2 separate regions of the Mus musculus genome follow, and region 2 is linked to region 1. Evidence: chromatin contacts called from ENCODE Hi-C or POLR2A ChIA-PET data. All regions are on one chromosome and are shown on one strand. Each heading gives the region's core, a stretch centred on a gene start or an enhancer-like site at or near the end of the contact. The rest is flanking DNA. Distances are from core to core; before and after follow the strand shown.

The links. A loop is a pair of places that touch in the nucleus more often than their neighbours do. ChIA-PET counts read pairs that join two places held with the same protein, here RNA polymerase II (POLR2A).
Region 2: a map of gastrocnemius shows a loop between it and region 1 (2.1-fold over the local background). The contact joins the promoter of Sfswap here to the enhancer-like site in region 1. A Hi-C loop is called at or near these places in 3 of 37 maps with a recorded cell type or tissue (adrenal gland, gastrocnemius and heart). POLR2A ChIA-PET finds 5 or more read pairs at or near these places in 1 of 5 experiments (Patski).

The regions. Positions count from the first base shown.
Region 1 is chr5:129,453,461-129,458,001 of GRCm38, forward strand. No RefSeq gene overlaps it. Among named protein-coding and RNA genes, the nearest start is that of Gm34468, 38 kb to the right of the region's middle. Within about 2 kb of position 1,476, at least 1 of the 3 ENCODE cell types and tissues checked has a DNase peak (open chromatin) inside an H3K27ac peak, as active enhancers do; it is heart, where a contact is called at or near this core.
Region 2 is chr5:129,497,783-129,502,847 of GRCm38, forward strand. Sfswap (splicing factor SWAP) reads left to right here and starts at 3,449. Exons shown (of 18, transcript NM_172276.3): 1 at 3,449-3,814. The coding sequence starts at 3,597. Gm40332 (a long non-coding RNA gene) reads right to left here and starts at 3,444. Exons shown (of 3, transcript XR_868547.2): 1 at 3,320-3,444; 2 at 2,738-2,772; 3 at 2,468-2,566.

The sequences.
Region 1 (4,541 bases), core at 226-2,725:
GGTCTTGCCTTAGAGTTTCTATTGCTGTGAAGAGACACCATGACTAGAGAAGCTCTTACAAAGAAAAACATTTAATTGGGGCTGGCTTACTGTTTCAGAGGTTTAGTTTATTATCATCATGGCAGGAAGCATGGCAGTATCCAGGCAGACCTGGTGCTGGAGAAGGAGCTGAGAGTTCTACATCTTGGTCAGCAGGCAGCAAAAGGAGACTGTGTATCATATTGGGAGTAGCTTGAGCATAGGAGACCTCAAAGCCCACCCCCACAGTGACACACTTCATCCAACAAGGCCATACCTCCTAATAGTGCCACTCCCTATGGGCCAAGCATTCAAACATGAGTCTATGGAGGCCTTCTAACCCCCACGGGCCTTCTAATTCCATATCCCTGTATGTGCTGATCCAAATCCTAGCAGGAAGCCCTTTTTCCTCCTTCCTGAGTGTCTCTGATGCTGAAAGTGGCTGGGTCCCTTGGTCTCAGGCCTTCTTGCACTTTAGACCCTGACTACCTCAGCACTTGTCCACCTGGACCTCTGTCACATGGTCCACATCTCTTCACTGAACAGGAGTCCTACCTGATCAAAGCTCCAATTATAGTCCTGGGACACACACTACTGAACTACACTGGAGTGAGCCTTGGGGGCTATTTAGATCATGGGCAATCCTTCATTTCCACTCCAATCTCATGCTGATATTACTGGGGTTCTACCCATCTTGTTCCTTCTGCACTGGGAAGAACCCATCCCCCAACCCCTGCCAGCTGCCTGGGTCTTGAGTTATGACACTTTTAATTAAATTACTTTGCCAGAGGCTCTTCACTCAAAAAGCAATCGTTCTAATTGCTCATTTTGAGATCTGATCTGTTACTTCCTTGACAGAGAGGCCTGTGGCTATGACGTTGGCAGAAATTAAATGTCTACATCTATATATCCTATCTGTACCCACAGGTGCATGCACACGTGCGCGTGCGCACGCGTGCACACACACACACAGAGAGAGAGAAAGTTTAAAGGGACTTTTCCTATCTACCTGCCACAAACCTCCAAGAAACCACACCTCTCTGGCTGTGAGCAGTCTCTCGTTCTTCCATAGGAAGCTGCCATGAGACATCTCAACACTGTGCTGCACAGCTTCTGGAGGGGAAAGACCCACCCCAAACTCATGGAGCAGTCCTCTATAGAGATTGTGATCCCTGCAGCGTGGACACCTCTCTACCTACCCTTGTGTGTGTTCCTCAAGGTTCTTTGAGAAGGACCCAGACCGTGAGGCTGGTTCCAGGTATACCCTGACCTAGGGTAGGAAGCAGTTCGGCAGCCAGAACTAGGACCGTACCAATTTCACCTGTGCAAATCTTGTCTCTGCAGTGACATGCTGTGTCACTTTGGCATGTGCCAAATCCCTCTGGGCCACAGTTTTCCTATCTGCGTGCTAGGCAGTTGATCCCACAGTGAGACCAGCAGGCTGCAGTGTGCTGTAAGGAGCTGTAAGCATGCCCGTGCCATCTGTCCAGCACGCAGGCCTGCCCTCATCCCCACTGTCTCTGTCCAGGTCTTTGCCAGCATGTGACCAGGCTGACCTCACTGTGAGTGGAAGAGTGGATGCAGCTGCACTGTGGCTTCCATGGGCCTGAGGTCCGTGAGCGCTTTCGTGAGTTCTTCCTCCATAAAACAGTTCTCAAATGACAGCTTGTGGCTGGTGAGAACAGGAATCAATCAATGTTATATTTTTTAGAATGCTTCCTTTGGCCCAAGAGCTCATTTTTCTTCCAATTTGAAGAGAAACTAAAACGCTTTAGTCATCCCCAAGTCTTCAGTCAGCCTGGACACACTCCAGGAAGATCTGCATCCAGCTGGCACCTGCCTGCTAAGACTCTTTCCTGCGGCTTCGAAAAGAAACCCAGAACAGATTGCAACCGGACACTTAGGTCATGTGGCCGTCACTTTAGCCAATGCCAGGAACGTGGGCTGGAATATGCTGATTAGTGGGCGTGGTTTGCTCTTCCCTTGATGGTTGTAGCCCTATTCCTTTCCTAGAATCAAGTGCCCTGAGCAAGGGCACCCCAGCCCCAAGCAAAAAAACAAAGCTTGCAGACAGCAGGTGAATGCCAGACAAGGCAGCTAGAGACCACAGGACGTGATTGGGATCCACAGCCCAGGGACTCTTTTTGATGGCTTGCAAAGCTAACTCTCTAGGGATGGGGCAAAGTCCAGGCTGACACACAGACATCCGCATCTCAGTGTGGGGTTGTCCCCAGCAGTGCCTACAGCCTCAGCAGGGACTATTGTGGTCCACCCCAGAGCAAGAATCTACTCCACAGTGGTGCTGTGTCTTCAGGGCATGTGGACACTGGGTCCCTTTGGTTCTGGGAGAAGGAGGAGGAGGAGGAGGAGGAGGAGGAGGAGGAGGAGGAGGAGGAGGAGGAGGAGGAGGAGGAGGAGGAGGAAATAGAAACAGAGACAGAGGCTTTGTGCTATGGGCTGGACCTCTCCTTCCTGGCTACAGCTAGAGCCTGAACCCTCTCTGGGAGAGAGATGATTGGACTTCCAGATGGAAGAGCCCCCAAGAGGGCATCCCTACTTGCTACTGGGCAGTGCCCTTGTGTGATTGAACACTGCAGGCTTAACTCAGCAATGGAGCCTCTATGAGCACCCAGTAGCTGCTTCTGAGCGCACATAGGCATGTCCTTGGTGCTTGGAGTGGTACACACACAGCTCTTGGGATGCTTATGAGACATCATCCCAGATTCCAGAAACCATATCCAGGTGTCCCCAGAGCTCTGAGCATGTGAGAGCATGTATGGACACACACTCACTCTTCACACACACACAATGCTGTGCACACACTCAGTTTCCCTAGCTATGCGACACACCACATAGTTTGCTTTCTTAGGCTAATACATGACTTCACTTGAGTCTTCTCTCTCAGAGGGAGGGACGGAGGGACGGATGGATGTCAGAGCTCATAAGTCCCTTCCCACCTGCCCTGGATAGAAGAGACCAGTGGTCAGTGGAGAGAAGGAGGTCATAGTTGTACTGTCAGGGGCAGAGGAAGATGGTCTAAACATGAAAGGCCTTCAGAGAGCCATACAAGGCTGCCTTGTATAGGGAGTAGCCCCTCCCAAGCTGGGGTTTCCACACAAGATGGTATACGGATAAAGGTCAACCAGCTGCAATATGTGGCTTTGGGGTGGGGGTGGGGGTGTCACACAGGTCTTTTTCTAGCTTCACCCACAAACGGGAAGGGGGGCAGACACCAGGCTACAATGTGGGCAGGGTTGGGATTACTCAGGTCTATTTCTAGCTCCAGCCCACGAGCCACTGAATGAGACAGTTTGCGGAATGAGGCATTAGACCCCTGCAGCTGTGACCTAAGAGCAAAAGCCACCATTCTCAGAATGGGAGGGAGGCCAAGGGCCCAGTTATAAGGGAGAAAGGGGCTGAGGCTTCTTTCTGCACTGGCAAAGAGGCTCCCCCTAGGGACCAGAGGGAAGGAACTACCTTCTGCACCTTCCAGCGCTCCCAGTTGCTATGCAGAGCATCCCATCTTCCTCAGAGCATCGCGTCCTCCTTGCCAAGTGCTCACTTTCCTCATAACCACCCCCAATCCTTTCCCTACTGTGGCCCTGCTGCTAAGGTCGAAGTCTTACCAGACAGCCCTGAGCTCGGTGCAAAATGGCAGACTCCCTTTGCCAGTGGGACTTCCTCTTCTCTGAGGGATCCAGAAGCCCACCTGAGGAGTGTCACCTGAGATCCTGCACCTGAGAACCCTGGAATGCTTCCCCATGCTAATGAGGCATTTCAGAACCTCAAGCCTTCAGCCAATGACCTTTGCCTGCCCTGGATAGTCTCACCCCTTTCCCCAAAACTATATAACCCTTGAATCACCCCGAATAAAGGGTATGCATACAAGTCCACTCCAAATAAAGAAATAAGCTCAAGCTAAGATCATCTCAGAGAGCTGTTTCATTGAAGATTGCCAGAGAAGGCTTTCTCCTAGAAGAGCTGTAATACTAAGATCCTCAGAGAAGTCCTTCTGCCCCTTGGCCCCCACATTCATTCCCAGCCAGACCGGGATCCTGCAGGACTCCATCTGCTCTGCACTCTGCTTTATTATTCCTGCCCGGTGTGCAACGGGGTCTGAACAGCCTGAGGTGAATGAAGGCAGGGGAGTATCCAGAATCACACCCTACTCCCTCCCCAAAACTCCAGACCACTCTATATCATTGTCTAAACCAGCAGCCTCCCACAGCAGGGCGCAAGTGCTACCCCCCTGAGCCCTAGTGCCCTGGATGGTGACTGGACTGTGTCCACACTTCACAAAGACATTCTCTGAGAACATAGAATGGTGAGATCCATGGTGCAGGCCAAGGTTGCTGTGAACAGCAATACTACCAGGCTGAAAGGGTTAACCAAGAGCCGGAAGCTGGGGAAGCAGTGGGTGTCAGCCCTGAAAGGGATGAACAACCAGGGCCACTCTGCTCCCTGCGTCTGTCTCATCAGAGAAAGCAGGAGGGAGAAGAATGACAGGAGTTGGAGGGGGGTTC
Region 2 (5,065 bases), core at 2,199-4,698, 46 kb after region 1:
TTTTATTTAAGATGGTGGGCGTTTGTGGTGATGCAGGTTTCTGAAGGCTGGGGCGGGAAGATCAAGGTCACCCTAGGCTATTTTCGTCGAGACCTCCATCTCAACCAAACAGCAAAACAGGATGTTGGGACTTAACTGAAGTGCTCGACTAGCATGCACAAAACTCTGGGTTAGAGCTCCCTGCCCCAACACCATAGGTCAAGATCCCTTTGGAGGGGTCGAATGACCCTTTCACAAGGGTTGCCTAAGACCATCAGAAAAAACAGATAATTCTATTACGATTCTTAACAGTAGCAAGATTACAGGTATGAAGTAGCAACAAAAAATAATTACATGGTTGGGGGGTCACCACAACATGAGGAACTGTATTAAAGGATCCAAGTGATAGGAAGGTTTAGAAGCATTGACATGCTTCACTGCATCTGTACTTTTTGATGTCAGAAGGTCACCTATGTATATACCAAGCTTCCTTTGAAATAGGTGACAGGTGGCACATTCCGGAGAGAAGCAGCCTTAGCAAGCTCTAAGGGCGTTGTTTAATCTGGGTGCCTCTCAAGTTGGTGTTAAACCCAAGTATAGGGCTAGGGATACAGTTCCATTTGTAAAGTGCCTGCCTAGGACATATGAGGCTCTGGGTTCCATCCACAGAACCGTATAACCAGGCGCACTCCTATAATAGCAGCACTCAGGAAGTAGATGCAGGAAGATCGGAAGTTCAAGGTAATCCTTGGCTACATAGCAAGTTTGAGGCCAGCCTGGGCTACATGAGATTCTGTCTCGAAAAAAAAAAAAAGCTTCGAAGCTGCAGTTTGCCCATGGAACTTGTAGTTCTTATGTACACATCAACTATGTGTACCACTAGACAGAGTTCCAACCTCCTTGGATCAAGACTAATCTATGAGTCCAGGTCTTCTTGGTAATTTTACATACTAGAGGTTTTCTGATAAAGCCAGCCAGGATCCCGGAAGATAAAAACAGGGCAGTTTCTGTTGAGATTTCTATATTAGCTTGTAACTTTCCCCTGTCCAAATGAACAAACAAACAAACAAACAAACTCAGAGAACACAACATAAACAGGGCAGTTTCTGTTGAGATTTCTATATTAGCTTGTAACTTTCCCCTGTCCAAATAAATAAATAAACTCAGAGAACACAACATAAATTGTGGGACTTGATCCAGGAGGGCTTGCCAGTGGTGGCTTCCAGGGTCCCGGAAGATAAAAACAGGGCAGTTTCTGTTGAGATTTCTATATTAGTTTGTAACTTTCCCCTGTTCAAATAAACAAATAAATAAATAAATAAATAAACTCAGAGAACACAACATAAATTGTGGGACTCGATCCAGGAGGGCTTGCCAGTGGTGGCTTCCAAACACAGAAGCCACAGAGGCCACAACAGCTCAAAGTGGGGTTCATTCTGTGTGTGCTAGCTAGCAGTATGTCTCAAACGGGTGAAGCAGAAAACACTCATGCAACAAGCTACAAGAAAGCAAATTTATTTTCCACAAATAAAGCCCACAGGACAACACAAGCCTAGATCGCATTGTGAGCCAGTCAGCCAGAGAGCAAGCCAGGCAGTAGTGGCGCACGCCTTTGATCCTAGCACTTGGGAGGCAGAGGCAGGCGGATTTCTGAGTTCGAGGCCAGCCTGGTCTACAGAATAAACTCAAGGACAGCCAGGGCTACACAGAGAAACCCTGTCTCGAAAAAAATTTAAAAAAAGGACCAGAGAGCAAGCCGCCTGGGGCAAGAAGTAACAGTGTATGCACCAGCTATATCACAGATGTATGTGGTCCCAAAAGGCAGCCTGCAGGTCTTTACCTAGGGGATCATAAGTCACTGACTTATAGTGTAAAAGGGCATTGGGTTCTTAGGGAAGACTTAGATGAAATTCAAATAGCCTGTATGGGGGTCAGAGAACAACACTGGATGTCATTTCTCAAGTGCCATCTCAAGTACATCTAGTGTAATATAGGGCCTTTCACTGGCCTAGAACTCACCAAGTAAAGCAGGTTAGATGGCCATGGAACCCAACACCTCAACCTGTCTCTACTTCTAGAGCACAAGGATTATAAGCAATCGCCATCACACCCAGTACTTTTTGCATGGGTTCTGGCAATCAAACTCAGGTGCTCATGTGCGTAAGGCAAGCACTTATCAACTGAGACATCTCTGCTGGTGTGTGTGTGTGTGCGCTGAGTTACTTTACATTAAAAAAAAATCATTAAATGAATTTTGGCTTGAGGTTAAGACAAAAATTCCAACCGTTTCTTTTTTTTTTTTCCCAACTGTTTCAAAAGTAGACACAAACATTTCTGCAAAGCAACCTTCTCCACATCATAACTATTTTACTTAGTATTCGTTCTGGTGTACTATGTACATGTCTGTATGTGTGTGTGCACGTGTGTACACAAATGCATATGGAGGCCAGAGGTCAACATCAGTTGTTTTTCTAAATCACTATCCACTTTTTAAAAACCTAAGTTATTTGGGGAGGGAGGGGGGTGTCCGTGGCTGAGAAGTTCTTCTCTCCTTCCATCCAGTCGGACTTGATCTAACTCGAGTCGCCTACACATATACACACAAAATAAGTAAAAATTAAAAAAAAAATTAAAGTTAAATGTCACCCCGGGGCACTAAGCAAGACCCTATCTTGAAACTAAAACAAAAAGGGCTGCAGATATAACTCAATGATAGTGTTTTACCTAGCAATGATATAACTCAATGATAGTGTTTTACCTAGCAATGGTGAGGCCCTGGGTCCATGTTCAGAACTGAAAGGGGGAAAAAGAAAATCAAGCATCTGGGTCAGACACCAGAAAAAACTGCAGCCCTGCAGACCTCACGTCGATAATACTAGCATCTTAACTGAGCTAGGACAGTCAGAGTTCGAGTCTAATTTGGATCACAGTGACATCCTGTATTTTAAAAAGGGAAAGGGAAAGAATCTGCTCCCCAGAAGGAAACAACCCGTAGCGCTGTCTCCTAGCTGGAGTCTTTCTCCGCCACTGAAGCCCGTAGCCACTGAAAGCCCGCCACTCCGAATATTTAGGGCTCACAAGTCCTGGAAACGCCCTCAGTCAGGCGGCCAGGGCTAGGCTTCCTAGTGATCTAAAAATCGGGCTGTTAGAAAGGAGCAAACTGTCTCACTAGGACGGCAAAGACGCGTTCCCAACAAGATCCCCACTTGTCTCCACACCTGGCGGCCGCCCTCCAACGACAGTAGAAGTTGGCGCGCGGCCACCAACCGCGCTTTCGTCACATCCTAGGAGGCCTCCAAAAAATGGCAGAAATAAATTTCTTTCCATAAACACAACTTACCATCGCAAGATCAAGTTGGACAACGAAAACTAACATCTACTTAATTTTTTAGCGGCTCAAACAGCTTGCGGACGTGGCGAATCTACCACTCTCACCTCCGGAAAGAGCGGGTTTCCTACCGGAAGTTGCGTCTCCTCCATTTTGTGGCTCGCTATGGCGGCTGTGTTGAAGTTGCGAAGAGGATGCGGCGCCTGTGACTGAGTGGGTAGGCCAGGCGAGGCATCGGGGACGTTGTTCGGCCCAGCAGCAGACCGTCCCGGACGTCGGGGACGCTGTCATGTACGGTGCCGGCGGGGGCCGTGCCAAGCCGGAGAGGAAAGGCGGAGTGAAGGAGGAGGCCGGGCCGGGCGGCACCGGCACTGGGGGCAACCGGGTGGAGCTTCTGGTTTTCGGCTATGCCTGCAAGTTGTTCCGCGACGACGAGCGGGCTTTGGCCCAGGAACAGGGACAGCACCTCATCCCCTGGATGGGGGACCCCAAGATCCTCATCGACAGGTCGGTTCCTCCCCCCACCCGTCGACCCTCCCCTCCCTCGCCCGCTTGATTTCGCCTGATGTTGACTTGATGGCCGGGACCGAAAAAGGGGGTTTTGCGGAGCCCGGGGACTCGGGGGGCCTCCCTGCCCCCCACGTTCCCCGGCGTCCGGGGGGAGGGGACGGTGAAACCGGCCCTAAGGCTCCGGCCAGAGCTGGCGCCTCCCCGTCGCCGGAGGGATCGACTCTGCTCCCACAACCCCTCGAGCCCGGGCTGCCGCTGGCGACTCAGCGCGGGTGGAAGCTGTCCGGGGCCCGCCCGCCCGCGCCGTGGGGCGGGTGCCGCTGTCCCTCCGCTGGCTGTGCGGGGAGGGAGTCCGGGAGTGCGCTTTTGTTCCTCCGAAGCGCCGCACGCCGAGGCCCGTGGGTAGAAGCTTCTTTTGGACCCCCCAACCCCGTGAGGTAGCCTGAACCGTCTCTGGCCGGCTTGACTTTTGGCGTCCGGGCGAGCCCTTCCCCGCGGTTATTGCGACCATTTGCCCAACCGCGGTAGTGGGTGAAGTTGCTGTCTTGTTGGAAGCCGGTCGACCCGTGCGGACCTTGCTCTTAGGGGGTAGCGTTCTTAGAGCTGGTTTCACTGTTTTCTAAAGCCGAAGGGTGGAGCTGGGTTTATACCTTTGTGTTGGTTCTTTTCAAATCACACCCACTGAAGGGTGCCTGGAGTTGAGGGTAAAGGGGTGGGAACGTGAATTTCTGATGGTGTTTGATTTGAAAAGGATGGCATTACATGATTGGGTGTTTTGCTCCCCACCTCTCTCCTCATTTTTTCCATCTCTCTTTCTTTCTCCACCATCCCGGGTTTGGGTATTTGTCCTTCCGTTGGGCGATATTGCTTCTGGGCCCAGGACTAACTGTGAGCAACCATTAAGCTGTGGCGTGGTTTTCTCCAAGTGAAGTAAACCCATCGTTTGAGACAAGTAAAACTGGATGCTGCAAAGACTTGGAACTTGCATGACTGTAGGGATTACCTGTGAGCTGGCCAGAACGGACACGGTTAATGACCAGTAGGCCTTTCCGATCCCTTACGTCTCCATTTGGGGAGAGATCTAGGAAGAAAGGACTTGTGAAGGGAGTGTTGCCTATCAGATCGGCTCTGGATCTGATGGTCCACTCTGCTGGAAGGTGCTATGCCTTTGAACCTCGCTCGGTTGATAGCCAGTGATGCTGCTTCCCAGGCACTCGTGGGGATGTGTACTGTCAAAAGTTGGGCAAA